7 separate regions of the Homo sapiens genome follow, and all the other regions are linked to region 2. The links are chromatin loops, found by intact Hi-C in ENCODE. Cell type or tissue: OCI-LY7. All regions are shown on one strand. Region 1 has its middle 55 kb from the start of PRDM5. Region 2 overlaps PRDM5 (PR/SET domain 5). Region 3 overlaps NDNF (neuron derived neurotrophic factor). Region 4 has its middle 24 kb from the start of NDNF. Region 5 overlaps MAD2L1-DT (MAD2L1 divergent transcript). Region 6 overlaps PRDM5 (PR/SET domain 5). Region 7 overlaps PRDM5 (PR/SET domain 5).

Region 1 (4,000 bases), 260 kb after region 2:
CATTAATTTTGCTCTCCATTTTAAGAATAAGAGTATTTTTCCCACCACAAATTTGAGTTTAAGTACTTAAACTTTTGGATTTAAAATAAATTTTTAGTGAATATCCCAGAAATGGAAAACATACACTTAAAATCCGAAAGGAGTGTTCTAACCATTATTATATGTAAAACTCGCTTTCCACCTGATACTGTTCTTATGCCCAAGCCTTCTTCTGTTTATCCCTCACTTGGATCTGTATATGACAGATATCAGAACAGAAATAAAATGATTATAAATCTAGATTATGCTGAAATGAGCAATCCCCTTTATTATACTTATGGGACAGCATAATGTACCTAACAGAAAAATTACGTGAAAGTTGAAATGGGCAAAAGAGATTATTGGGTGTTCTTTCAGTGCAGCAGTGGGCTTGATATTTGTTTGTTTGGAGCACATTACAACTCTGTAGGAGCGAAGGTTAACTTACAGATTTTGTATATTAGAGATGTGGATAGTTTTTATCTAGTAGAGTGGATAACCCCAAAGCTAATCACCTTGTAAGACATTAACCAGTTTAATATCTAATCTAACAATTTTATCCTAATGTTAAAAAAATTACAAATAGATGAATACATAGACAGATAGATGACGGATAGAGAGAGAGATGATAGATACATAAATAGATTATATACAGATACATATCATAAGTATTCTTTGAATCAATAACATTTTACTGGTTCTTCATTTATTAGTGAGTTAAATAGTATGTTTATGTATGATCATTATATATTTGCCCAGTAGTCACGATTTTAAACTTTGGCAATTATAACTGATATATCATAAATTATAAGTTTAAAATAATAATAATGAACACAAATAGTAAAGCTATCAATGCATAAGTTTAACATTAAAACATTATGGAATAGTAGAGGCCTCAAGAAACTCCTATTCCATTTTTTTCTAATTTTAGTATCCTAAACACTATCTCCTTAACACTTCTTAAACTAGATTTCACTGAAGTCACTGAAGCCCAAACTACCATCATCTCTTTGCAATACCATCATATCCTCCTAACGGGTCTCCTAACTTCCATTTATGTCTCTGTCTTGTCTGTTTTGTACATAGAAGCCAGAATGCTCTTTTAAAAGACATTTACCTTGTTATGGCACTCCCAGTTTAAAACCCTTCAGTGGTTATCTATGGCCCAAAACATAAAATCAAAATACTTTAACTCCCATTTTCAAGGTCCTGCATGATTCAGGTTACATTTCACAAACCATTTCTCTGGTTATTGCCTCTTCATTCTCTAGGTGAGGGGGTCAGCAAACTTTCTAATAAATATCTCAGGCTCTTTAAGCCATTCAATCTCTTTTGCGATTACTTACTCTGCCATTGTACCACAAAAGAAAATCTTTAGCTACCCTCTGCTCTAGGACACATGGGCCTTCTTTCACCACCTTCAATTTGTTCAACATTTTTCCTGCCCCAGGATCTTTGCTCACACTGCTCCTCACCTCCACCTGGAGTGCTTTCTTTCTCCCAACTTACTTTGCAATCTGAGCAGCTTGCTCATACTCTTAAGACATGGGCCTGCTTCTCACATTTATGTACTTTACTCCCCCTACAGGCATCTGAGTGTGTAGCCTTTGTGAGAAGCTTACATCTGGAAGGTTCTAGGTGAAGTCCTGTCCTTCTTCCTCCTCAGAGACAACAGTACTTCCCCAAAGTCCTGGGGCAGATCTAACGTGAAGAATGTTCTGGTACCAGGCTGAGCAGAACAGAGCTTTGCAATGACTGAGTATCTCAGGATTTCCAAAGGAGAGATAGCTTTGGGCTAGGAAACTGGAGCTAATTTGCTTAGCTTCTGCAAACCTTTCACAGCGAGGATGATCAAACTAGTGCAACCAAAGGTTTTCGTTTGTTTGTTTTCTCTTTTAAAAAACTGTCCTTAAATTAATTAATGGCGTTTGCAGTGACCTGGATGGAGTTGGAGACTATTATTCTAAGTGAAGTAACCCAGGAATGGAAAACCAAACATCGTATATTCTCACTGATATGTGGGAGCTAAGCTATGAGGATGCAAAGGCATAAGAATGATACAATGGACATTGGAGACTTGCGGGGAAGGGTGGGAGGGGGAGAGAGATAAAAGATTACAAATAGGATGCAGTGTATACTGCTTGGATGATGGGTGCACCAAAATCTCACAAATCACCACTACTCATGTAACCAAATACCACCAGTACCCTGATAACTTATGGGAAAAAAAAAAAAAAAAACTGTCCTTAGTGTTAAAAAAAAAAAATGCACCACATCTCCTTTTCTACAGATACAGCTGGTAGAAGATCCTATTCTGTGGAAACCCTTTTGAGAAAATCAAAGTTAAAACAAACAAACAAAATCCTTTCCAGAATTGAAGGTTTTTTTTTTTTTGTTTTTTGTTTTTTTTCTCTGAGACAGAGTCTCTCTCTGTCACCCAGGCTGGAGTGCAGTGGCGTGATCTCGGCTCACCGCAACCTCTGCCTCCCAGGTTCAAGCGATTCTCCTGCCTCAGCCTCCCGAGTAGCTGGGACTACAGACATGTGCCACCATGCCCGGCTAATTTTTTTTTTGTATTTTTAGTAGAGACAGGGTTTCGCCATGTTGGCCAGGCTGGTCTCGAACTCCTGACCTCGTGATCCACCCACCTTGGCCTCCCGAAGTGTTAGGATTACAGGCGTGAGCCATCGCGCCTGGCCCCAGAATTGAATTCTTAAATCATTTCAAAATTTATCTATTTTGATGTGAATTTTCTAGTTCTCTGCTCTTCTTTCACATAAGGTGCTATCCAAAAGGCAACCATAAAAGTAAATGCTAGTTACTTGATACTAAAATCTGGTCCCTCTAGAGAAATTATAGCTTCTGGCATCCATACTTAAAGCACAATGCTAGTTTTTACATGTTCATTGTTAGCATCCAAATTCTAGCCATTTCTTAGAAATACACAAGAATGAAATACTGTTTTGACTTTTATGCAGAACATGAAACTGTCCTGAAAAGTACTGCAGCAAAGACTCTAGCCTATTTCTTAGAGTAGTAACAATGGACTTGCCCTGGAAGGTCAAGTTTCTTTCTATGGTAGTCCATGAGAGGTTGAAGATTTACCTCAGAGGGCTCGGTGCTGAAGGTTTGATAAATTGGAGCAAAAGCCTAGGGTCATGTATTCTTCACTAGAAAAGGAAAGTGATGCTGCTATAGAAACCAGGAGGACATTAAGGAGGAGGAAAGTAAGTGAGGAGAGCAGTTGGTGTTAACAAAAGACTTCAGGGACTGATGTCCATGTGATTGACATGTTAAAGCCCCTCAAATAACAAAGCTTTCTCCATTTCTCCCACCATTCTTAGATGGAGTGCTGCGCTTCTGAGACACCTCTTTTGGAGGTCTATTTTTCTTCTAAGTTTGATATTATTGCTCATTGTTTTTAATCAAATTTAACTTATAATATTTCAGAGGTAAAGGAGTAAAGATATTTTATAAATTTTCCTAGATGCCCTTTGAAGTAGGTCTCCCAGTTCAATGCTGTCCACGATCCACTCACTCCTACCTATAATCCATTAGGAAATGGACTCATTAATGTCTTTAACCTGAGTGGTCCCAGATTAGACAACTGTTCCATTTTTAGCCTATTGTTTCTATTCCTATTCCAAACCTGTGATACTACCAATCTTTTGCTACCTTTATGTGTGAGGTGAGATTTGATTTTGGCATGCTTTGGGATTAATAGGTGTATTGAATCCCCACACCCCAATAGCAAATTTCTAGTTCTGTTACAGCGCACAGCAGAATACCACATGTGGCAGGTCCTCAGGGTATCATTCTTAATTCAATTTCATTGTTTTATCTTGAAATATTAGTGTTTTGCATATTCATTACTTCAACAATCCTTCCTACATCCTGAGCTCTGGGGTTTCATTTACAGGATGACCATGAGTTCCTTTTCCCCCTCTGCTTTGTGAGTTGGAAACTAGAGTAAATTCAGAAA
Region 2 (4,000 bases):
GCTCCTTGAAGGAACTTCTAATGCCTACCATGGAAAAGGATTCCAATTTATAGTGAATGTCATCAAAGCAAGTCTTAGAGAATTCTTGCTCTAGTAAATGGCTCTTATACTAGAGGCAGAGCCAAGAGGTCATAGGCCACTCACCTCTAAAGTTAAGAGAACCAAATAAACCAAAATAGAAGAAAATAAACGCATTTTCTTTCTCAGAGAGTAAACCCTCACATAGACCCTCCCTTACTAATTTCTTTTCATTACCCCTAATAAGCCATGCCAAAGAAATACCAATCAGAACATGGTCAACACAGTTAGAAGAACAGGCTGAGTGGTACAGGGGATAAGATTGGAGAGGCACTGACTTCTGTTCCTGCTCCTTTCTTTGAACATTGTGAAAAAAAAAAAAAAAAACTTCATTGCCTCTAGAGCCTTCCTGAGTGGAATATGTAGTATAAATTATACACTTTAACTCATTAGCTGAATTTCAGTAGAGAAAGAATGATTAGGTTCTTGATTAATTCTGTTTCTGAATGATTACATAGTTTAACTGACAAATAGCTTGTCCTTTGTCATCACAACTTGGGAATCATTACTAAATGGAGGCAATGTATTTGTCAGTTAAACTGTGTAATCTATTAGAGGCAGAATTAATCAGGAGTCTCATCAGTCTAGCTTTAATCAAACAATACTTGGCAGATTTCATTCAAAAGGTAGGATTTACACAGCTCTATGTGCTGCACCTTGTAATCTAGGTAATAAAAAGTCGTATTTTGTGTAGTTAATGCCCACCTATATAAAAGAACAGTATCTTCAAATGTTACATTTTTTTGATAAGATAAACTGAATTAATAAATCTCAACATCATCTGAGAGGGTTCTACAGAAACAAAGTTAAATTTTAGATATACTTTGGAGGACTCTGAACATGAAGTCTTTAGAAATAGAAATTGATTAGAAGCTTTCTTTTAGTTGAGCTAAGAATTCCTGACTAAAAGATTAGAGGTATGACCCCATCAGACAGGCTACCAAGGATAAGGATGGGTCAACCTCGGATCCCTGGATGGATCCATCCCAGAATGGATCACAGGTGGATGATCCACATACAGTAGGTACATAATCCAAAGATTTCCTGTGGTTGCTGTCTATGGTTTACATTAGACCACAATCAAATAAAATGGAAAATAAAATCAGTGAGCTCTTTCTCTTATAGTCAGAGGCCAAGGTAAAGGTGTCACAAAATCATAGAATGATGCTTAATAGTTCTCTTTCATGACCGTGATAGCTGACTCTACTGAAATTGAGAAAGGGAAACTTGTAGGCAATGAAAGAAAACAGGAAGACTAGTGAGCATGGCGAGGACTGTCAGAGCCTGTGGTCTTCTGAACATATATAATCATGAGTTTGCTTAGGAGAAGGTTCAACTTGCGAGTGAAACACTAGCTCCTCTGTGGTTATATCTTCTGTGAATGCACTAGGGATACACCTTTTCTCTATTTGTCTTGCTCAAAGCTGTAATAAAGCCACAGTGTATGCACTTAATGAAATAATTTCCATGTGACCAACCTGGATTTCATATAAAATTTAGAGAAGCTTATCAAAGAGGAATCAGATGTGGAAGACAGTCTTTGTCTCTCTCTCACACACACAGAAAGACATTTTAGGACTTAAAGGGTACGCATACCTTTTGTTCCAAATTAATTTTGTTTGGCTACTTTTTCTAGATTAGATTATTTTATAGCCATTAATGTTTACTCTATTAAAACTCACAAAAATGACATATTTCATCAGATAATTATTTCCTATTTCTAAATTTAAAAGAAAATCTAAAAAATTCATAAGGGACTCTCACTAAGGAGAGACCTTGAGAACACCACATCATCAATTTACACTTAGACCTTTCTGCAAAAGTGGAACATTTTAATGCCTTTAATTGTATATCATTGATTTTAGAGAAGTTTGCCTTAACAAAAATGTTAAAAACAAAGGTTCAGCTGAAAGCAAAATAGTGTTTTATTTAAAAAAATCCATGAGGCACAGATTTGGTGTGAATTTCTTAAATATGAAATTTCTACATAAACTAAATTTTATAAATTCCTAGTTTCCCATCTTCTCAGCTGCTACCATAGTGGCTGATCTGTCAGACACATTACAAACTGTGGCATAGATGACACTGACTTGTAAACAAAAAAGGCTTGTGTTATATTTTTAAAAGATGTGGGGCAGGTTCACTTAACCCTCAAACTTTCTCTTCTGCAAAATGTCTCACTAATTTCCACTGTGGAATATGGAGCCTCAACTGTGAGGAAGATTACAGACAGTCAGTTGTTGACTTACTTTCTAGCCTGTACTAAGAAACTATTTGCCAAACTTTCCTTAGACAAGGCACAGAGTACTTAAACTCCCCACTCTGGTCCAGAGCAAGGTTTCTGGATCTCAGCAAAAGGGCCAGATAATTCTTTGGTGTGAGGACTGTCCTGTGCACCCACTAGATGTCAGTAGTACACCCTTCCCCACTCCATCTTCCACCCAGTTGTGACAACCCAAAATATCTCCCGACATTGCCAAACGTCCCCTGGGGGGCAAACCACAGAAACACTATAGACAGTGCTTCTCAAACTATCTGTAATTAAAGACTTTTTCCCAGTCTGTTGCAGAGTGATGCTTTTATAAAATATATTAAAAACGAATTACTAGAAAAATTATCATGTACTTGAATGTCACAGCAATGCCAAAATGCTGTAAGAGTTCTAAACACTTCTTCACGGTTTCTTTATTTATCATAGACCAGAAATAAAGAGTTTGTGGGCTGCCACTGGTCTGCGAGCCACACTTTTGAAAAGCACTGGTCTAGAATGAAAATATCTTTGATCTTAGGATGCCCATAATTCAATTTTATCATAATCTAGATGAACAAATTCTACAATAGACCTTATATAAAGATGTCTACGTCATAATTACACTTACACCTTGAATTAGATATAATTTTAATTTTACATATAAAAATTCAAGTTTTATGGCTAGGGTAGTGAGGAAGTTATAAATGGAAAAAAAAATTAATACTTGTTGAACTGGGCTGGGGCTACTTGGGGATTCATTATCCTATTCTCTGCTTCTGTAGATTTCACATTTTTCTCCTAAAAAGTTAAATTTGTTTTTCTAAAAGCTGCTTTCATGCTATTCTAAAACTTAAAAATATCGCCATTATCCTTCTGCATCAGGGGTTTTGTCTTTCTCTATCTAGGGGAACTATTTTTGATATCAGGAAGATGGATCATGTAAACATTGAACCATCTCAGAAGTCAGAAACTGTCTTGTATGCCTGCTTTGAGACAACCCAGCGCTCCAGGGACTGGCCTCACTGTGAGCCACAAAAACGCAGACTGGTGAGCAGTAGATTCCCAAAACCTGGCCCTTCTCTCCCCAACCCCAGCATAGCCAAGCTGTTCACATGTGTCTGGAGTAAAGGGCTTCTTGTACTCTTATATGATAGGGTATGTGTATAACTGGGCCAACATCTGTACTTCATATGGCAATCCCACAACAGATCCTCCAAGAATAAAAGAGAGCTACAGACAGGGGCCTGTGGTGGTCCTGACCACTGATCAGAGGTCAGACTGATGTGTGCTCCTCACCATGGCAGAGGCTGTGAAACCCATGCTGTGATTTTCGGAGTCCTCCACTTTTCTAGGAGTCAGGTAAGATTAGTAATCTTCGTTTAGCATGATGGGCTTTGAGACCAAAAGATGACTACTTGCTTCTATAAACCAAATTCGCAACAGAATCGTGGGTGAAATTTAGAGGAGGGTTTGCAAGTGTGGCCCCATGGGTTTCTATTACACACAGCTGAGGGAACAGAGCTACAGCCCACAGTACGGCATGCCATATATCTAACAGTTCCTCTTAATGGGCCCCTTTCTGAAAGTGCATGTGCCACCAGCTGCATACAATCAAAATGCATTGAGTTTCCCTCTAACAAGCAGCCTTGCTTAGAAAACTTCTTTTACAGA
Region 3 (4,000 bases), 330 kb after region 2:
AGAAATACCATAGACATGCCACATGCAATTCTACAAGTTTATTTCTCTTTGTAGTACCATCCCCAAAACTTGCCTTGTGAGAACAGACGAGGCCAAATAAAGAAGAAAATCTCTTTAGAAATAGCTAGAATTTCGCTTTCTGTACTTGTTAGAAATTTAGCAAACATGCTATCAGAGCACTTGAAAGCGAGATACACAGGCATATTTGCCTCAGAGCCACTCAAGGCTTACCTCCTTAGGCCCCATGTTTGCCCACAAAGCTGCCAACCACGGTGCCACAGTATGACTTAGCAGGACAAGCTGCCTAAGGACCCAGGGTATCTGGGATATTTAGGTCAGCCCGAGTTGGAAAAATAGTGTCGATTGATAGGAACTTTCCCTGCATCCTCAACTGCCCTAGGAAAGAACTCTCTATTAAATCAGATACTTATAAAAAATGAATTCTGGCTGGGCGCAGTGGCTCACGCCCGTAATCCCAGCACTTTGGGAGGCCAAGGCAGGTGGATCACGAGGTCAGGAGTTTGAGACCAGCCTGGCCAACATGGCAAAACCCCGTCTCTACTAAAAATACAAAAATTAGCTGCGTGTGGTGGTGGGCGCCTGTAATCCCAGCTACTTGGGAGGCTGATGCAGGAGAATCGCTTGAACCCAGGCAGCGGAGGTTGTAGTGAGCCAAGATCACGCCACTGCACTCCAGCATGGGCGACAGAGCCTCCGTCTCAAAAAAAGAAAAAAAAATCTGAGATAAAAACAATATTAATAAATTTTGTTGTATACATGCCACATGCCAGGCATTCTTCTAAGTTCTTTATATATATTATTTCATCTAATGCTAGCAACAACACTATAATGTAGGCACTATTCTTTTTTCTCATTTTAAAAATGATCAAAGTGAGACTTAGATAAGTAAGGTCATACAGTAAATACTATCTGATGTAAAAAATATGAACTATTTATTATAGGTGGCTTAAAATATGGTAAATCTGATTATTATATATTCTCCAGTTCAGCTACTTAACAAATTAATATTAGTAAACAAATTCAAGTTATAGGATTATGCAGAGTAAGTGTTGGGAGGCAATTCTCCATGGGTCTCTGTGTTTGCTTTTGCAAGTACTTGGGAGCAGAAGTACTGACTGCTTTTGTTCCACATTATCTTTTCAAGGATATTTGTATAGTGAGCAGTCTTGGCAGATAAAGCCTCTGGAGCAAAGAGCAGGCATGGCTACCACCGATTATAGAAGATTTTAGGTCCCTAAATTCAGGGATCCTCTCTTGTAATAAAATCCAAACATGGCCCAGTGCCCGCTGGCCCTCTTTGCATCATCCTGTGGGAAGTGGGGGTCAGGGAGCCAGTGGAAGAAAATAATGATACTCTGCCTGAGTAATACGTCACTCTGAGTAATAAAGTCCTTTGTCTCTGACCCAGGAGTATCTTGCCTTCTTCTAGCATCCATGAAACTATGACAGACTAATTTATTAGCTTGCAAGTGGGCTAAAATCTCAAGTCTTTCATAGTCTTTGACACTAAGCTTCTATTTATTAAACTATTTTACTGGTTTACCTACTTTATTGGCTCAGGTAGATATTTTTATTTAGACAATCACCAATAGATAATGGACTGAAACTTTATCTTTTGCTTTATCAAAAACATCATATTTCCCAAACTAAAATTCCATCAGGCCACATTTTTTGTTTCTGAAACAGTTTTAACCATCTCAATTGCTATGCCAATTATGGGCAAAACATACTTTTCAAAAAAGTTTTAAAAATTTGTATGGACCCCAAACACAGGAATTTATACTCTGTCAGATTCTGGTTCTACAAATATTATCTAATAACATGCAACTACTGTTGGGGAAAAACTTAAATATTAGGGAGCACTGATGGCTTGTTCAATTTGGTCAGGTTACAGGCAGAAGTTAAAATGTATTTACAAGGAGCATTGAATATAGCTAATCAAAAAATGACTGTGTAGATACATTGTATATATTTTTACAACTTATATTGACTGATAAAAAATTGAAGCTTTACATAAATATTATTTAAATGGTGGTTTTAAGATTTTACACATTTTTCCCTAACAATAAAATGTTCTGTCTCAGATATACAATTTAAGAATTAGTCATTGAGAATAAACAAATGAAAATTCATTCTTGTTAAGCATAAGCCTTAAATTGCTTTATAAGAACAGACTTTTTTTCTAAGATTACAAAAGTGCCCTCTAATGGCATAACTTTTCCTCTCATTTCTTTTTGTTACTTCTAGGTAGGCAGAGCTTATCTAGATTTAAACTTTACATTAAATAACATCAATCAGAGTTTCACTTTAAGCACTTTCTTTTTTCATGGCCATCTGGTGGATGATGTAGGAAATGTGTTTGCACAGCAACAAATCTTGCTATCTTTCTACAATTGAGGCTTTAGTTCAAACATAAGCTGAAAGTTGCTAGGATAATTCCAAATATTTTTATTTTGCTTGGCAGATCAACTTGGTTGCACAGTATCCACAACCCAAAAGAACTTGGTAGTGTTACTCTGATACTGAAAAAATTGACTTTGTTTCAATTGAAAAGTTCTAATGAATAAAAGATATAGATGCAATCTATAATTCTGCTATTTTTGTGTTGTCAAAGGCCTTCTTCACATTTGGCACAAGTCCTCAGATCCTGCTAAAACTGAGGTGAGAAAATAAAAATGACCTAATGATTTGATACAACTCAATCTTTAGAAAATAGATTATTGGTGATATGAGATTTTTCTTTGGAATGCCAATATCCTACAGGGGAAATAAAATTGTCCAAAGGTTAACCATATAGTCTATACTTACAAAGGTAGAGATGGGTTTGGATAATCCAAAGTAAATAACTAGTTTATATGGTGTATGAATATATACACACACATATTTTTAGATCAAAAATGTGGAAACATTATGAGTTCAATCAGCTGATATTGGAGTTAAGGCAAATAAGTAGTAGTCCCCAAAGAGGAAACTTTTAAATATAAAAATGGAACATCTGCTGCCCACTTTCTTGCGAGCAGGTAAATACTATACAACCCAAGAGATATGGAGAAGGGATTCTTTCTAATGTTTTAGGACTATGGTGATGGGAACTTGCTTCTCCCCTTCATTTCCTCCAGTTTTAAAGAAAATGTCAGTGAATAGATTTAAAGCGTTTTTATTGTTCTGCAAGGAGTAGGGAGTGGAGCACATGATGGATAATTGAACATGTACAGACAATTCTAAGCCTTTCTTTAGCATTAATTTAAACTTCATATTCTATGGAACTTTTAGATAAAATAAACTGTCCAACTGACCTGGCATATCTTTTTCCCACAAACCTGTGGAAATGCTTGTAAATTATAAAATGGTCAATGGTAAGCAAAGTAAAAATTTAAAGGGAGTTTGAGTAATTCATTGTATCAATTAAATACCCAGAATTACCTCTATCATCACAAAAAAGCACAACATACCCTACAAAAATTCAACTTGCCCCAGAATGTCTATAGCAGTTCTACTGCTGTCATTTTGCAAAATTTATCTGCAATTACATAAGATCAACTAGTCAATTTACCCATCTGGGTTAAACCACTGGTTCAGTTAGTTAACATTTATTCTTTGAAATTGTATGAACAGTGATAAGAAATAAATCTGGCTAATTTTTTTTCCTTAAAAATCCACTAAATGGTTTTACCACATAAAACAATTAAGACTTTTAAGAGCAGACTCTTATTTCAACCACTAGAAAGCTTGTCTTTAATAGTTATAGACTGCTATTTGGCTATATTATCTGAGCAATTCAAACAATTGCAAATCTGGTAGATAGAAAGTTCTTTTGGGCTTTCATGTAAAGGTCCAAGGCTCTCAAAATAGAAGACGTGATATAAATTAATGCACTGTGACCTTTCTCATCACTGTAGCTTCCTCAGAACAGCAGCCAACAGCTTTACCTACCTGTGATAATATGATCAAAACAAATTCCTCCATCCCTCTATCACCA
Region 4 (4,000 bases), 380 kb after region 2:
AAGTGAAGGTGTGCAGAAAATGGTGAGTAGATAAGATTTGAATGAAATGGAAGATATGTAAAATAATAGCCAATAAATCTCAAAATATAAGTTGGAGCTTTATTGAGGAAAGCCATGCATATCAGGCCAAAGAGTTTGGCCTTGTTTTCAGCAGGCAGAAAGAAGTTACAGAAGAATTTTTTATAATGTTTAAAAAATGGAGCATTTGGGAATCAAATTAGAAAGGTTTGACAGCACACAAATATAAAGGCACGGAAAACCTTGACTGCTCCAAAAGTATACTCGGCATTCGATAAATATTGATTAATAAATATAGGGCTAGTTGGATGGGTGAACAAAGAAACACACAGACAGTCATTCTAACACTGGAATCAAGGGTTTACGTAGTCTTGCATTGACTACTTAATTATGTGAGCAGGCTGACTTCAGTTGCACCTCTGCTGTTTATGTCAAACATCAACAACATGTTCTCATTTATATAACAAACTGGTTCACAGTCCTTTAGTAGGCCAATTTAGTTGTCTAGCTTTACGACGGGAAAATGAACTTCTAGACTTGTCAAAGTACACAATTTTCTAAATACAATTTACAAAGCGTGAACTGCCTTTGTATTTCTACATAATATAATATTAAATCAAAACAACGTTTGAAACTTCATTTTTTTTGAATGATTTAAAGGAGGAATAGAAAATTGTTATGTTAGTTTTTGAAAACCTTCCTTTACTTGCTAACTTTTACTAAGTTAATATACTTAGGAAATAATACTAAGGAAATATGTAAAAAAACAAACCATTTACTCTCAAAACTTTATAAAAAGATTTTTTTTTGTCAATTGTGAGAGCTTAGAAAAAACTTTAAGAAAGTATTACTGCTATTCCAATTTAATTTTAAAATGTCCCACAGCTTTTATAGAGAAAAAAGAACTACAGTATTTTCAATGGCATCATGATGACTCAGCCTTGCTTTATGAAATACATACTCTTTGATATTTCCAATTATTACCTCAAAGAGCTTGCAGAGGGGGCTGATTGATTTCCCTTTATCAGTTGTTGAAAGTGTACACTTGTGGGGCAATGTGTGGAAGAAGCTTGTCATTAAGTTGGAGGTTTGAAGCCTCCAACTAAAATGCTTTTATATTGCATTAAAATTTTGCTTCCTCAGAATTGTATTTCTTAAAGATAATGTTAATAATTAATTCCAAAGCCATATTTAATTATAAAGCATAATATGCCATAAGAGGTTGAGTAAATACTTTCAAAAATATTAGTCATAAACATCATAGTAAGAAAACAAAAAATTGCTCAAGTACTGCCTTAAGTATACTAAAATAATGGCAAACCATGACAAATTTAAGTTAATAAAGATATTTTTATATTCAGGTCAGCAACTGCAAATAAGAATGGAATGTAATTTGCAAATTTACTATGCCATTTGCATTAGCAAATATTAAAATATGCACTTTAAATACAGTTGTGTAGACTGGGCAAGAATGTGTGAATACACAATGATACTGTTTCTTTGAGAACTTTAAGACACTCACATCTAATCTATGTGTGTGTATTTTTCCACACTTGAGGGTTTTATAATCTTTTTGTTAGGCACTTTATGTTTAGGGTTTTTATTTAACCCTCTACAAATTTTTTATTTCTGACTCATGAAGCAAGTTCCCAGGATTCTGATTTTAAGGCATGTTTTTTAACTAAGATATTTTCTTTGTTGTCATTAAACCTATGAAACATATAGAAAATAAACTTAGAGAATTCAGCACTGAGACATCTTAAGTCTTTACAGAGATGCAACAATTTTCACAATATAAGCCTCCTAATGACATGGATTTTAAATGCTGTCATTTATATAAAAATAAAAAAATTAGGAAAGTAATAAAGGAATTGTCTATCAGTTTTTATGATGTAACTTTCACTGGGTAAGTTTTAGAAATAGTTTTTTAAAGCCATCACCCTCGTTCTTTTGAAACAATACTTCCATCTAGTGGACATTTTACTTAGGAAAAAACCTTTGATTTCAAATGTCAGTTTTTTCTTGTTATGAAATCAGCACTAAAGGAAAATAACAGGGACAATAGCAGAGATAATTTGTTCAAAATATTAAGCTCGCAAGGAACAAAATAGAAATCAAATGATTAAATTGTAAAACAAACCAAAGTATCTGCCTATATAAGACTTTCCTATGTTTAATACACTAAAAATTTGGTAAAAAATTGGCTAATTTATTGTAGAGAGCCAAACTAGATAACACAGGCCCTGGAGTAACTGTAACCAGAACCAAACTAAAACTTGGATTTTTTTTTTTAAGATCTGGTATAGAAGCTTTGAAACATACAGGCCAATAGAGATCATTCATTCATATATCAATTTTGGCAGCAACATTAACTGGGCTTCCATTACGTACTAGTCACTTTCTAACACCTGGCGGTACTGAAAATTGCTTCATTCACATAGTTCAAGAGGCTACCTATTAGTATCGGTAGTCTAAAATGAACTGTTGGAGGAATTTAAAGAAACCTTGGCCTCTGATGATACCTCTAACTTGAAACACAGTAGCAAAACAGCCAATCAGTTCAGATGCTTCGTTCAAATATTAACCATCCGGATCATTCCAAAATGTTAGCATGGTTGGATATTTTTAATTGATTGTGCTGAGTGTTAGTTTTAACTGCATTATCTCTAAAAGCAGGTTGAAGGCCTGCAGTATAAACTTCTGAAAACATGGAATCACAGTTCTTGTGATTGTTATCATGCTTTTCATGAACTTAAAACCAAAACCTCTACAAATGGTTCTTTAAAGTAGATTTAGAATTGATTTTATTTTATAAAAAGACCAATTTATTGATTGGATCATTATTTACATTTATTTTGGTTTAAAATTAAAATGACTAAACTGAGTGAACCTTTAACAATGTGAAATCGGTTTGCAGATGCAAGGGTGTTGGGGTTGAGGAAGGATGTTTCTGAGTCTCTTTTACCCATTACATTCCTGGACAATGGATGGCTCAACCCAGAGCAAACAAACTGGCTACCAGGGCAGTCTAAGGTTAAATGGAATCTCTTTACCTCTTTTGCACACTCTGAGGCTTCCTAATTCTAGGGCTTCCTAATGTTTTTTCCTGGATTTAGACATGTGAGCTAGTATTCCTCCATTGATTCCCATATATCTTTCTGGTGACAAAATGCCACTTTGTAATTATAAAACAGTAGTTTAGTGATATGGTCCTAGAATGTCTTCTCTGTAGGCTTAAAAAGTTAATCATCCTTGCTCTTTCACTGGGATGGAGAGAGTCTTACCAAATGTCGTTGTTATCATTTCAGTACTTTTTCTTATATGGGCCGCAAAATAATTCAGATATGAATAATCTTTAACCTCTAAAAACATATTCTCACTAATAGAAGTTATAACACAGATCTAAAGGTAAATCTGGTAGAATAGACCTTTTTGAGAATGAAATATTAAAAAGGTTAACAAACTGGGGAATGGTGTTGTGATCTATGTAAGCAATTGAAGTAAAACTCTTAAGAACCATTAGAGGAAAAAGTAGGAACAAAGCCCCAGTGTGAGATAATGGGGTGAAGGAAGCAGCTTGAGATGAGATTAAGTCTTGTGGTTGAAATATGTGGCCATTTGGAAGTATTACTAATGGCTAGCATTTACTATCCTCTTACGACGTGTCAGGCACTACACAATGCCTCAGACACTACACTAGTTGCTTTATTGTCTCATTCATTTTCACAACAGTGTGTGCAGCAGAAATTATTATTGATCCATTTAAGAGATGAAGAAACTGAACCAAGTTCACACAGAAATAGAAGCAGAAATGGTCACTTGCTGTCTAACTTCAAACCCCAGGCTCATTCTACTTCTACAGCAAAACTACTTTTTAACCCTACGATGAAATGCTGATACTTAGAACAGATGAAAAAATGCTTCATGGAAAGTAGTTGAAACTGTGAATTACTCTACATGGAAAAGGCTTTTCTGCTCATAG
Region 5 (4,000 bases), 560 kb before region 2:
ATTTAGAGTATTTTATATATTTAAAATAATAATTAATTTAAATCAACAGTAATAAACTCATTATATGTTAACATGAGTGCATAATTTCATCAAAATTAAACATTTTCTTAGTCTGGGCACAATGGCTCACACCTGTAATCACAGCATTTTTGAGAGGCTGAGGCAGGGCAGATCACTTGAGGTCAGGAGTTAGAGACCAATCTGGCCAACATGGTGAAACCCGTCTCTACTAAAAATACAAAAATTTAGTCAGGTGTGGTGACGGGTGCCTGTAATCCCAGCTACTCAAGAGGCTGAGGCAGGAGAATCACTTGAACCTGGGAGGTGGAGGTTGCAGCGAGCCAAGATCATACCACTGCACTCCAGCCTGGGTGACAGATTGAGACCCTGTCTCAAAAAAATCATAAATAAATAAATACATTTTCTTAAAATACTTGTGAGGAAAGTGGCACTTTTTTTTTTCAACTCTCTTCAGTATTTTGCTTAACAGAATATAGCTGGATCCTCGTACCTATTTCTGTATCCAGTTCATCACATAGCCTTTGGAAAAACTCCACTATGTATTTGTGAAAGAAGGAAAATGTAAAAAGAAAATAACTTCTGAATATTATGATGAATATGGTTTTGAGTTTGCAGACCCCCTGAAAATATCTCAGGCACCCCCTGGAAAAAATGTAAATTAGATAAAATGTAAACGTGATAAGACATATTGGTGGTAGGTGTTTTAAGGCAGTTTAGTCTCTACTCTGACAGTATGTGCCCTCTTGGGCTTATCCATATAGGCAAATGCTTTATATTTTCCTTTGAAATCATCTGTTTTTTGGTTCATTGTTTCAGCTTTAGTTTGTTATGAAAATAGACACATGGTTGATAGGTTCCGTGCATTAGAGAATCAGGCCCTTGGAACACACCTTAAGAACAACTCACATAGAGGTTAAGAGCTTAGGCTTTGATGCCCACTGCCTGTTTGTGTAGATCAGCTTCTCCACGCCTAGTTCTGTAATATTGGGCAGGTTATTACACTTCTTATGCTACGGTGTTTCCTTCTCCAAAATGGAATTAACAATAATATATCTCGAGCTGTGTTTTGAGGGTTAAATAAATTAATACATGATTTGCAATTATAACAGTTCTTAGCACTAGCAATAGTCAATTTTATGGCAGGGTCAATACATTTTTTTCTATCTGGGGCTCCTCTCTCTATCCCTAGAATTCAGTGTCTTATCCAAATTAATATTTATTTGTCTTAAAGATAGAAAAGTAGGGAATATCTTTTATGTTGATCAAGTCAACATTTAGACAGTGTTAATCCTTTGATATTTAGTTATCAAATAATTCAGATATAGCTAAGTTATCCACAGGGATTTCAATATGTACCTGAAAGAAGTAAGAGCAAGCAGCTCTAAACATTTTTATTAACCTACAAAGTGTTATTCATTCCATTCATTTGCATCGATTTTCCTTTTTTTTCAGCAATCTGTCATGCTTAATTTAGTCCTTCCTTTCTCACTAGGTTAAGAAAATATAAATGAGTCTAGAATTCATTCATTCATTCATTCGTTCATTCATCATGTACCTGTTGTGAAATGCCAAGCCTTCTGCTAAGCTCTGTTGTGCAATCTTAAAATCTTGTGGCAAAAGACACATATTAAACCAATGAGCAACAAAACAAGCGTATAAATTAAAAATGTGAGAAGATTTTGAAATGGTCTTTCTTTTGCTTTTTTATGCTTTCAATATGATCTTTATGACATATCAAATGTTTAAGCTTTTATTAAAATTGAATATTTTACCTTCACTTTGTTATATGTTAAATAATTGATAAGAAATGATTGGGCAGAAAGGGAAACCATGAAAAGAGCATTAGTTGATCTAGCTTCTGGTTTCAACTTTGACACTAACTAACAATATGATTTGAATAAGACATGAACACTTTAGTCTCATTTTTCTCAATTGCAAAAGTAGGCAGTCGTCTGAAATCTCTCCCAGAGCTATTATATTTGTTATTTTAGGAATAAGTATATCTTTACAGCAATTTTCACATGTTGTTTGAATGAGGTAGATTGTAGCATTTTAATTTCACAATTGTAATTACTTTTTTCAACCTATCAACCTATGGGATTACAAGCATCTTGAAGTTGGCTTCTGAATCGTCTTCATTTTTGTGTACCCAGAATGCTCAGTGCAAATTTTGTTGAATGTTGAATGTAGTTTTAAACTGTATTTGTGATGGCAAATAGTCCTAAAAGACTTTTCATTAAGTTTCCTGGGATGACCAACGGAAACAAGTCTGAACCTATGTTTCTGAGTACATTGAAAAGAATAGCAAGTGTTTCATAAAGGTTAAGTTTTAAGGAACAAGGGCTATGCTTGGTTGGACTTTTCACATGTGAAACTGCGTTCACAAGTCTTTAATTTTATCTGTGTCCAGCAGATGGCACTAGTGCCTCAAATAAAACTCCAGTTTGAAGAAAATGTAAGGTAACGCATACCTTAAAACTAAGCAGATGTCATGAAAATCCAAGAGAATATCACACAAATATTCAGATCTGTATAGTTAAATGAAACATGAAATTGTTGAATAAGTATTTATCTTTTAAAAAATTCTCTGAATTTTATGTTTGTAATTCATCGCAATTATTCTAGAAAAGTAAAAGACTACATAGGGGGAGAAAACAAACACAAACGGGAAATATTCCAGAAGAAAAAGTTCCTCCAAGGTCAGGACATGCTCCAAGATGCTTTTTGGCTATATCTTCTCTGCAAAATTTATGAAAAATAATCACAAAAAGCAATAAAAAGTATTCAATTTCTCCTTTTTCTAAGCTGTCTCTTGTCTTTGTTATATTTTAGTACCCTACCAATTGTATACAATTATGAAAGAGACATGCGTGAGATACTGTTGAAAATTATAGAAGAAAAGCAAGAATAAAGCAATACTTCTAAAACTTAACTTGAGAAAATTATTGTTGTTCAGAAAGACTTTTTGGCATTGAAAGCCTTGATTCATAATAACATCCTCCTTCTTGAATATTGTTATTTTCCTTTTCCCAATCAAGTAATCAACAGTTTTCCTTTTCTTTTAAAATATGAAATGAACAAATGTTTACTCATAATATCTTAAAATGTCATTTTTTTATTAGTAAAAATCTTTACTTCATTTCTTATTATATGCAATTAGGCTATATTAGTTTTTAACTATTTGTAACTTTTAAATTTGATATGTTCACCCTTTCTTTTAATCTATTTTTTCAAACCTAATAAATATTATTAGCTGATTGAAATTAACAACTCATTTAAAAGAAACAGAATTTTATAATATCCTGTTTCTTCCTCAGAGTAGTTTGATAGTATTAACGTAATAACTATTCTCACTTTATTCAATAAGATCAAAGTAAAGATTTGGGGGAAGCATAGAAACAACATTTATTTGCCTTAACTGGATCTTTAATACAGCACCTCTACTTAAGAAATTTAAGAAATACTCTGAGAAGCTATTTATATAGAGAGATTTTATCATTCAATCATGCTTTTGGTGAAATAATTATTAAAGATTATTAAGGATTAATAAGGATTAATATGTAAAAACATAAGGCTTTAATTTGTTGATTTTTTAATTCTGTAATTTAATTATGATGTTCAAAGAAAGGAATAGAACCATCTAGTCTCAAAAGTGGGAGGAGCCTATCATGACTTCCCTATCTCCTTTTCTTCTCACCCTCTCTAACTCAGTGACTTATCCAGTTTTACTTCATGTCTGTTGTCAGTATCTTGAGCAAATAAAAAATAGAGGGAATAAAAATCAAGAATGTGTGCCTTAGGAGAGGACAAGGTACCATACAATCTCATATTGAAAATTAAATAAAAATATATCAAGTTATAAAATCAAAAAAAAGAGAAAAAAAACAAAACAAAACAACAACAAAAAGTATGCTGTGAGTTTATGTGGTCACCAATGTAGAACATGCAGTTACAGACTCTAGATTTCTTTAATTATTTC
Region 6 (4,000 bases), 53 kb after region 2:
AGTGATTCTCCCACCTCAGCCTCCCAAGTAGCTGGGATTACAGGCACCCATCACCAAGGCTAATTTTTGTATTTTTAGTAGAGACGGGGTTTCGCCATGTTGGCCAGGCTGGTCTCAAACTCCTGACCTCAGGTGATCTGCCCACCTCAACCTCCCAAAGTGCTGAGATTACAGGCGTGAGCCACCGCACCCGACCCCTATTTATTTTTAAATATGAAAATTTCAAACATGAGGAAATGTTGGAAGAATAGTACAGTGGACACTGTATAAACTCACTTAGGTTTAATATTTATTAACATTTCACCAAATTTGCTTTCTCCTTCTCATTTCTCTTTTTTTTTTTTTTAATGGGAGAAAAGGCAAACAAATTTATTTGATCATAGTTTTACGTGACATGGGAGCCTTCAGAATGAAGATCCACAGATGCAGGGGAAACAGTTCAATTGTATGCTTAGGTTCAAGAAAGTATGGACAGCTGTTTTAAAATATGATTGGACAAAAAGGTTGTGTCCAGCCTGGACAGAGCAAGACTATGTCTCAGAAAAAAAAATTAGATAATTTCTCTTTTTTAACATGTATTTTTATATGCACTTCTTCCTGGTCCATTTGAGAATAAGATGCAGAGAAGTTTCACACCTAAGTATTTTAGCACAAATCTTATAATAACAGTTACCTGCACAATCATGATATACACACTAAATATTTGTATTATTCAAGAGAAATTATTATAAAAATTAGAAAACAGAAAATCATAAAGAAAATTAAAACCAAACATATTTATAACATATAGAAATAAAAGCAGTTAATAATTTAGTAGATAACTTTTCAATTATTTAAATACAAATGCTTTATTCTTACAAAAATATATCCTTCTGTTTTTGTAACATCTTTCTCATTTCTTTTCATGTTATTTAGTATATATCCATATCACTTTTGTTACCTATATAATATTCCAATTTATGGATATACCATGAATTATGAGTTCTTTTAATGTTAAATATGTAGGATCTTTTCCAATTTTTTGCCATTATAAACAGTTTTTCAAGGGACATAACAATGTTCTTTTTATAAAACAAACATTATTGCCCGCAACCTCTCTTCAGACTTAGGAATCAAGCATACTTTGGATTTATGCCTAATAAATAAGGCAGTGTAAATATTAAAAGCCTAGGATAAGTTTTATATGGCAAGGAGAACAATTTATTAAGCGTATTTTGGAGGTTACTATGATTTAATTTCAAGGAAAAAATTGGTGGGACATACACAGTTCAGAATTTTAAATACCACCAAAAATATTTTTTCAACTGAGTTATCATTTAAACATGTATTAAAAAGAATGCTTAGCCTTCTTTTAAAAAAAGTCTTAGTTAATCAGAAACATAGCCATCTAAAATGCATTTTCCCCAAATTAATATATTAAGAAAATTCCATGATTTTAAGTATGCCAAACACCATGATATTAATTCCTTATCAATAGTCAACCAAGATTATATCTACGAAACTAAGTTATGAAAATTTCAACACGTTCAACAATTTAAGATCTTGATAAAGCTGGAAGAAATAAAAGGGAAAGGTATTGAACATGAAAATTCTCAATATGATGTCCTGTAAATAAACGTAAGAAGAAAAGTAGAAAATAATATAGGAGGTTATGTCATTCAGTAAAGGCTTGCCACGGTATATTAATAAACACAATTCATTTAACTTTGGAAAAGTACTCTTAACAAGGAGTGATATTATAGAAGAATTTTAGAAATTATACTTATGACAATGAACTGGCCATCTACTATGAACTAGCACTGAGTATTTTACATACATGATTTCATTTATTCTTCACAAAAATGTACAATGTAAAATGGGACTTAGAGACATGAAGAAATTAGCTCAAAAGTATATGACTAGCTAGTGGCAGGGGGCTAGGGTTTGAACTCAAGCCAGCTGTCCCAAAGCCCCTGCTCTTTCCATTATGCAAGACTGACTCCTATGGCAGAGGAGGGTATAACAGGAAACACCCTGAGACCTGTTTCTACTAATCACGGCAACTCTCTAGGCGGGAAAAGTTATTTAATCTCATGAGAACTCAGAGTCCCCTGAACCCTGACTACAAAATTTCAAATATCAGCAAAAACCTTACTGATAGGATGATCTTTTATCAAATTTCTATCTTTTGCTATCTGCAGGCAAGTTTTGGAGTTGAGTTCTAGACTATATCTACAAGTAAGCCCAAATTTAGAAAGCCTTAATGTTTTCCTATTTACAGTCATAAACATAATATCAGCCCAACAGTGAACAGTTCCTATGCAAAAGTAGAGTCAAAGCTGGCAGACCTACTCATCAACTGACTTTTGCAGCAAAGGCAATGCCAATGGACATTAACGTTGCAGCGGCGGCAGCAGCAGTGGCAAAAGCTTGAAAATTTACTATGAAGAATGCTGCAGCAATAGTTGGAAGCAATACCAGTCTGAGAAATCAAGACGGAAATGGCCCCAGTTAAACAGAATGGCCTCTGTCAGCCGGGCTCTTATTTACATGAGCCAACACATATTTCACATGAATTGCTTTTCCCTAGGTATTTATCATTGGCCAGGGGGCCCTTCAAGAGTATTTGTTCCCTAAATATGGCCTGAGTACTCCTGGGAATCACCAAGACTCTTTACAACGTCTGCAAGGTCAAAACTACTTTCATAATATTACTATTACATTATTTGTCTTTTTCACCATGTTGACATTTACACTAATGGTATAAAAGTAATGGTGAGTAAAACTGGTAACTGCTAGTGACTTCAATTTGTAATACTAGTCACTGTAGCCTTCACAGCCACAAAATCATGGTACATATAAATGGCAGTTTCACTTGAGAACATCTGTGATAAAGTAAAACATATTAATTTTATTAAGTTCTAACCTTTGTGTATAATCTTTTTAATATTTGGAAATTAAGCTGAAAGCACTTGTAACGCATGCTGATGTATGAAAGTTGTCTCAAGGAAAAGCACTTGTGTGATTGAGTTGCAAGCTGACCTGGCAGTTTTTTTCATGAAACATCATTTTTATATGAAACAAAATGACTGACAGACAAATTATGGTTATTAAACATTTTGTGAACATTTGTTCTTTGCATATAAAAGAAGTGAGCCTGTCATTGAAAAAAATAAAGAAAAAAGGAAATGATAGGAATTGTTAGGAAATATAGGAATTATAGCAGTCAAACAAAATTTAGAATGCTCCCAAGTGCTTGAAGGCTTCTGAATATTTAGGCTATTTAATGAGATCAGCTATGATATTAACATATCATCCCCTGAATAAGATAAAACGTTCTTCCTCTAAGTAAAGTAAACATAAAAGATCTGCATAACTTAGTGAGCCAATATTTTCCAAGTTACCTGTAACATGATGATGTTACAGAATCACGCATGGGTAAAAGATCATTCGAAGTGCAACACAGTCCAACTGATTTTACTGTCACAGAATAGGCAAAGCTCACTGAGATAATTTTAGGTTCCACACAACAATAAGCCTTTAAAAACACTAGCCCTTTTTGAGTTTTAGTGTAGTAATAATGTCCAAGGTAATATCATCCACTGTAATAACACCCAAAATTATTTAACAACTATTAAAATACTTTCCCCTTCTAACTACATATCTGTGAGGCCAGATTTTCTTCAAATTCTGCAATCAAAAGAACATATTGCAGCAGGATGAGTGAAGAAACAGATACGAGAATCCAGCTGTCTCCTCTTAAACCACAGACTTTCAGAAATGTAAAACAACTTCTCTTTTCACACTAAATGATTTCTAGTTTAGCAAATGCAGGTATTTTCTATAAAAATATGTATGCTAACATGTAATGGGTAATATTGTTACTTTTAGTAAATTAACAAGTAAACATTTTTAAATTTTCTAATATGGTAAACAGCTTTAATTTCTAATATGGCAAATAGTTATAGATATAACCCACATAAATAAAAGCTTTCCAGAATCCTCGATTATTTTTAAGAAT
Region 7 (4,000 bases), 91 kb after region 2:
AGGAGAGAAGCTGCAGACCTTTGCAGTGAGTGTTACAGCTCATAAAGGCAGTGTGGACCCAAAGAGTGAGCAGCAGCAAGACTTATTGCAAAGAGCAAAAGAACAAAGCTTCCACAGTGTGGAAGGGGACCTGAGCGGGTTGCCACTGCTGGCTGGGGCAGCCTGCTTTTATTCTCTTATCTGGCCCTACCCACATCCTGCTGATTGGTCCATTTTACAGAGAGCTGATTGGTCCGTTTTGACAGGGTGCTGATTGGTGCATTCACAATCCCTGAGCTAGAGACAACAGTTCTCCACCTCCCCACTAGATTAGCTAGATACAGAGTGTGGACACAAAAGTTCTCCACGTCCCCATTAGCTAGATACAGAGTGTTGATTGGTGCATTCACAAACCCTGAGCTAGACACAGGGTGCTGATTGGTGTGTTTATAAACCTTGAACTAGATACAGAGTACCAATTGGTGTATTTACAATCCCTTAGCTAGACATAAAGGTTCTCCAAGTCCCCACCAGACTCAGGAGCCCAGCTGGCTTCACCCAGTGGATCCTACACTGGGGTCACAGGTGGAGCTGCCTGCCAGTCCCGCGCTGTGTGCCCACACTCCTCAGCCCTTGGGTGGTCGATGGGACCAGGCACCATGGAGCAGGGGGAGGCACTCCTCCTGAGAGGCTCGGGCTGCACAGGAGCCCACGGCAATGGGGAGGCTCAGGCACGGTGGGCTGCAGGTCCCGTGCCCTCCCCTACAGGGAGGTAGCTAAGGCCCTGTGAGAAATTGAGCACAGCAGCTGCTGGCCCAGGTGCTAAGTCCCTCACTGCCCAGGGTTTGCGGGCTGGCCGGCTGCTTCAAGTGAGGGGCCCACCTAGCCCACGCCCACCTGGAACTCACGCTGGCCCGCAAGCGCCGCAGGCAGCCCCGGTTCCCGCCTGGCCCTCTCCCTCCACACCTCCTGGCAAGCTGAGGGAGCCGGCTCCGGCCTTGTCCAGCCCAGAAGGGGGCTCCCACAGTGCAGCAGTGGGCTGAAAGGCTCCTCAAGCATGGCCAGAGCGGGCGCCAAGGGCCGAGGAGGCATCAAGATGGAGCGAAGGCTGCGAGGGCTGCCAGCACACTGTCACCTCTCATTATCGCAAGGACAAAAAGCCAAACACTGCATGTTCTCACTCATAGGTGGGAACTGAAAAATGAGAACACTTGGACACAGGGTGGGGAACATCACACACCAGGGCCTGTCGTGGGGTGAGGGGAGGGGGGAGGGATAGCATTAGGAGATATACCTAATGTAAATGACAAGTCAATGGGTGCAGCACAACAACATGGCCCATGTATACCTATGTAACAAACCTGCACGTTGTGCACATGTTCCCTAGAACTTAAAGTATAATAAAAAAATACTTTTAAAAAAAACAAAAAAATGCTTAATAAAAAGATCATATTTAAAGTGAAAATGACAAGTAATACTATTTAATTATGCCAAATGCTAAATAAAGTATATTTTTATGAGATTTTATAAAATTTACAGTGTACCAAATTAATTTGGAGGGTAATATTTTAAAATTTGAACTCCCAAATTATTTTCAAGAAGAATCATAATATACCTTATCATTATAGGAGATAATAAATAGTAATTTAAGATACTAGACTATAGTATAATTTGGCATTGTCATATAGCATCATCTACTGGCAAGGTGAAATACTGCAACCTAACTCTATTAGACATTAGACATTCTCAACTATAGGAAAAGTTCCAATTGGAGTCAATAAAAGTTGACTATGGATTCGGAAAGGCTGAATAGTGAAGGACTATGGCTGAAATGGAGGAAGGGCTGCATTGAGCTAGCAACTTATTAACATTCTGCAAAGACCACTCAGGAGGCATGAGTTATAGTTTCTGTATTCCATTACCATCACATAGGAGTGTCTGATGCCTGATGATCTGTCACTGTCTCCCATCACCCCCAGATGGGACTGTCTAGCTACAAGAGAACAGGCTCAGGGCTCTCACTGATTCTATATTATGGTGAGTTTTATAAATATTTCATTATACATTTTAATGTAATAATAATAGAAATAAAGTACACAATAAATGTAATGTGCTTGAATCATCCTAAAACCTCCTCCCCCACCCCCTGGTCCTTGGAAAACTTGTCTTCCAGGAAAACGGTCCCTAGTACCAAGAAGGTTGGGAACCATTGCTCTATTTGGTAAAATAGCTTAAATTTCAACCTCTAAGATTTAAATGGGTCAGAAAAATAAATCATAGAATTATAAAAGAGGATGCTTAGAAGAGATCTATTCCAGTAGACTTAATTGTTTTGTCTCTGCAGAAGATGAACTGCTTCAGCCATAAGGGTTCTGCTTCAGAAGCCATAAGGGTGAGGGGGAAGGAGGAAAAAAGACCTATAAAAGGGTCCTCTGGATTGGCATTCTGCATAAAATTTTTCCTTTAAAAGTAATCTCAGTGCTCATTTTAGCAGCACCGAAATTGGAATGTAACAAAGAAGATTAGCATGGCCTCTGCACAAGGAGGACACACAAATTCATAAAGCATTCCATATCTCTAAACAATCTAATAAGACTGCCACTTGAAAACTGAAAACCAAAAAAAAAAAGTAGTTTCATGGTACATAGAGAACAAACAAACAAGAGAATACTGATCAATTCAGTGTCCCATTTTATAAATGGGAGAAGAAAGGCCTAATGTTACATGGAAGGTTAGTGATAGAAAAAGAAACCCACTACCCTGATTCCTGGTCTGGTGCTTGTCCTATTATTTCTCCTTAAGTATCAAAATCACTAAACATACAAGATATAACCTCAGACATATCAACACAATAATTTAGCTGCCTCACATGTTATAAGTTAAACCCACAGCACATGGTTGGAGCTACTGGATTAAAAATCATATAAATTTTAAGTCCTGTCAAATTACTTTGTAATACATCTATATATAAACAGAAACAAAAATTCATTTTACAAACCATAACAAAAGTAAAATTTTATTTTCACGAATACCATCTCCTTCTCTTTTGTAAAGAAAATATCTCATGCTCATAGCTATGCTAAAAGAAACAATATGTGAAATTAACAATGATCATTTACATCTTTGTTATAATAATAAAATATAGTATGAATATATTGGACCTTGTCATAACAAGAGCAAAAATTAAAACTCCATTAATTCTATTTTATTACAAATTATATTAAATAGTTGCTAATGTTGTTAGAGTTAATAATTGCCATTGATTTTTCAGATTATCTTTTCACATCAAAATAACTTGGTAACTTTTATACTTACTATAAAACATATTAAAATTATTAAAGATAGATATTAAACTGTGATGAATTTTTATCTTACTGACCTTTCTATGTTCCTGTAGGCTTGATGCTGAAGAACACTTTTTATTGCACACTGAACATATAAGCTTTTTCTTAGGATCTCCTAAAATAGAAATAAAATACCATGATGATTTAAATGAGACTATTAAGAGGAAAAACAAATAGTGTTTCGAGGTGATATGTAAGTTCATCTTCATAATTTAGAATTCTAAACAATTCAGTGTTGTAGATATATTCATTAAACTTAAAGAGTAAGTTATATTTTAAATCTTTTTAATTATTTTTAATTAGAGAAAAGACATACAAATTAATTAACATGTATATAGGGGAGCCTTCAGAATAAAGACCCAAGCTCCCAAGAGAATGCAGAAGCTTATATACCTTTTCATAATTTTTATTATTATGGGTACATAATAGGTGTTATGTATTTTTCGGGTACATGTGATGTTTCAATATAGGCATGCAATGTGTAATAATCACATCAGGGTAATTGGGGTACCTATCACCTCAAGCATCTATCATTTGTGTTAGAAACATTCCAATTCTATTCTTTTATTTTTAAATATACAATAAGTTATGTTGACTATAGTCACCCTGTTGTGCTATCAAATAATAGATCGTATTCATTATAACTATATTTTTACACCTATTAACTATCCCATTTT

What was found. A loop is a pair of places that touch in the nucleus more often than their neighbours do. Peaks named below come from ENCODE experiments on the same cell type or tissue, not always from the same donor. Only the 100,000 strongest peaks of a DNase experiment are listed, where the experiment ranks them.
Region 1: it touches region 2 in a loop (10-fold over the local background); 13 of 110 quality-filtered maps call a loop at or near these places.
Region 3: a loop joins it to region 2, with 4 times the contacts of the local background. A loop is called at or near these places in 10 of 110 quality-filtered maps.
Region 4: a loop joins it to region 2, with 13 times the contacts of the local background. A loop is called at or near these places in 63 of 110 quality-filtered maps.
Region 5: a loop joins it to region 2, with 8 times the contacts of the local background. A loop is called at or near these places in 20 of 110 quality-filtered maps.
Region 6: a loop joins it to region 2, with 4 times the contacts of the local background. A loop is called at or near these places in 3 of 110 quality-filtered maps.
Region 7: it touches region 2 in a loop (10-fold over the local background); 2 of 110 quality-filtered maps call a loop at or near these places.

Annotation. Positions count from the first base shown.
Region 1 is chr4:120,976,166-120,980,165 of GRCh38, forward strand. No RefSeq gene overlaps it. Among named protein-coding and RNA genes, the nearest start is that of PRDM5, 55 kb to the left of the region's middle. In OCI-LY7, CTCF peaks have their summits at 1,615 and 1,817; a DNase peak (open chromatin) is centred at 1,606.
Region 2 is chr4:120,716,675-120,720,674 of GRCh38, forward strand. The region is part of intron 14 of PRDM5 (PR/SET domain 5); the gene reads right to left. Among named protein-coding and RNA genes, the nearest start is that of PRDM5, 200 kb to the right of the region's middle. RefSeq lists an enhancer at 3,750-3,799. In OCI-LY7, a CTCF peak has its summit at 2,498 (motif pointing right); DNase peaks (open chromatin) are centred at 2,507 and 3,897; H3K4me3 peaks cover 1,028 bases; H3K27ac peaks cover 1,398 bases.
Region 3 is chr4:121,048,113-121,052,112 of GRCh38, forward strand. All of the region lies in intron 1 of NDNF (neuron derived neurotrophic factor), which reads right to left. Among named protein-coding and RNA genes, the nearest start is that of NDNF-AS1, 21 kb to the right of the region's middle. In OCI-LY7, CTCF peaks have their summits at 2,363 (motif pointing left) and 2,570; no DNase peak of the experiment used is centred here.
Region 4 is chr4:121,094,858-121,098,857 of GRCh38, forward strand. No RefSeq gene overlaps it. Among named protein-coding and RNA genes, the nearest start is that of NDNF, 24 kb to the left of the region's middle. In OCI-LY7, a CTCF peak has its summit at 1,969 (motif pointing left); a DNase peak (open chromatin) is centred at 1,984.
Region 5 is chr4:120,153,883-120,157,882 of GRCh38, forward strand. All of the region lies in intron 3 of MAD2L1-DT (MAD2L1 divergent transcript), which reads left to right. Among named protein-coding and RNA genes, the nearest start is that of MAD2L1-DT, 89 kb to the left of the region's middle. In OCI-LY7, CTCF peaks have their summits at 2,446 (motif pointing right) and 2,648; a DNase peak (open chromatin) is centred at 2,429.
Region 6 is chr4:120,770,133-120,774,132 of GRCh38, forward strand. The region is part of intron 13 of PRDM5 (PR/SET domain 5); the gene reads right to left. Among named protein-coding and RNA genes, the nearest start is that of PRDM5, 150 kb to the right of the region's middle. In OCI-LY7, a CTCF peak has its summit at 2,021; a DNase peak (open chromatin) is centred at 3,709; H3K4me3 peaks cover 282 bases; H3K27ac peaks cover 1,734 bases.
Region 7 is chr4:120,808,012-120,812,011 of GRCh38, forward strand. It overlaps PRDM5 (PR/SET domain 5), which reads right to left. Exons shown (of 16, transcript NM_018699.4): 8 at 3,359-3,438. It also overlaps the pseudogene RNU6-550P. Among named protein-coding and RNA genes, the nearest start is that of PRDM5, 110 kb to the right of the region's middle. In OCI-LY7, a CTCF peak has its summit at 1,684 (motif pointing left); no DNase peak of the experiment used is centred here.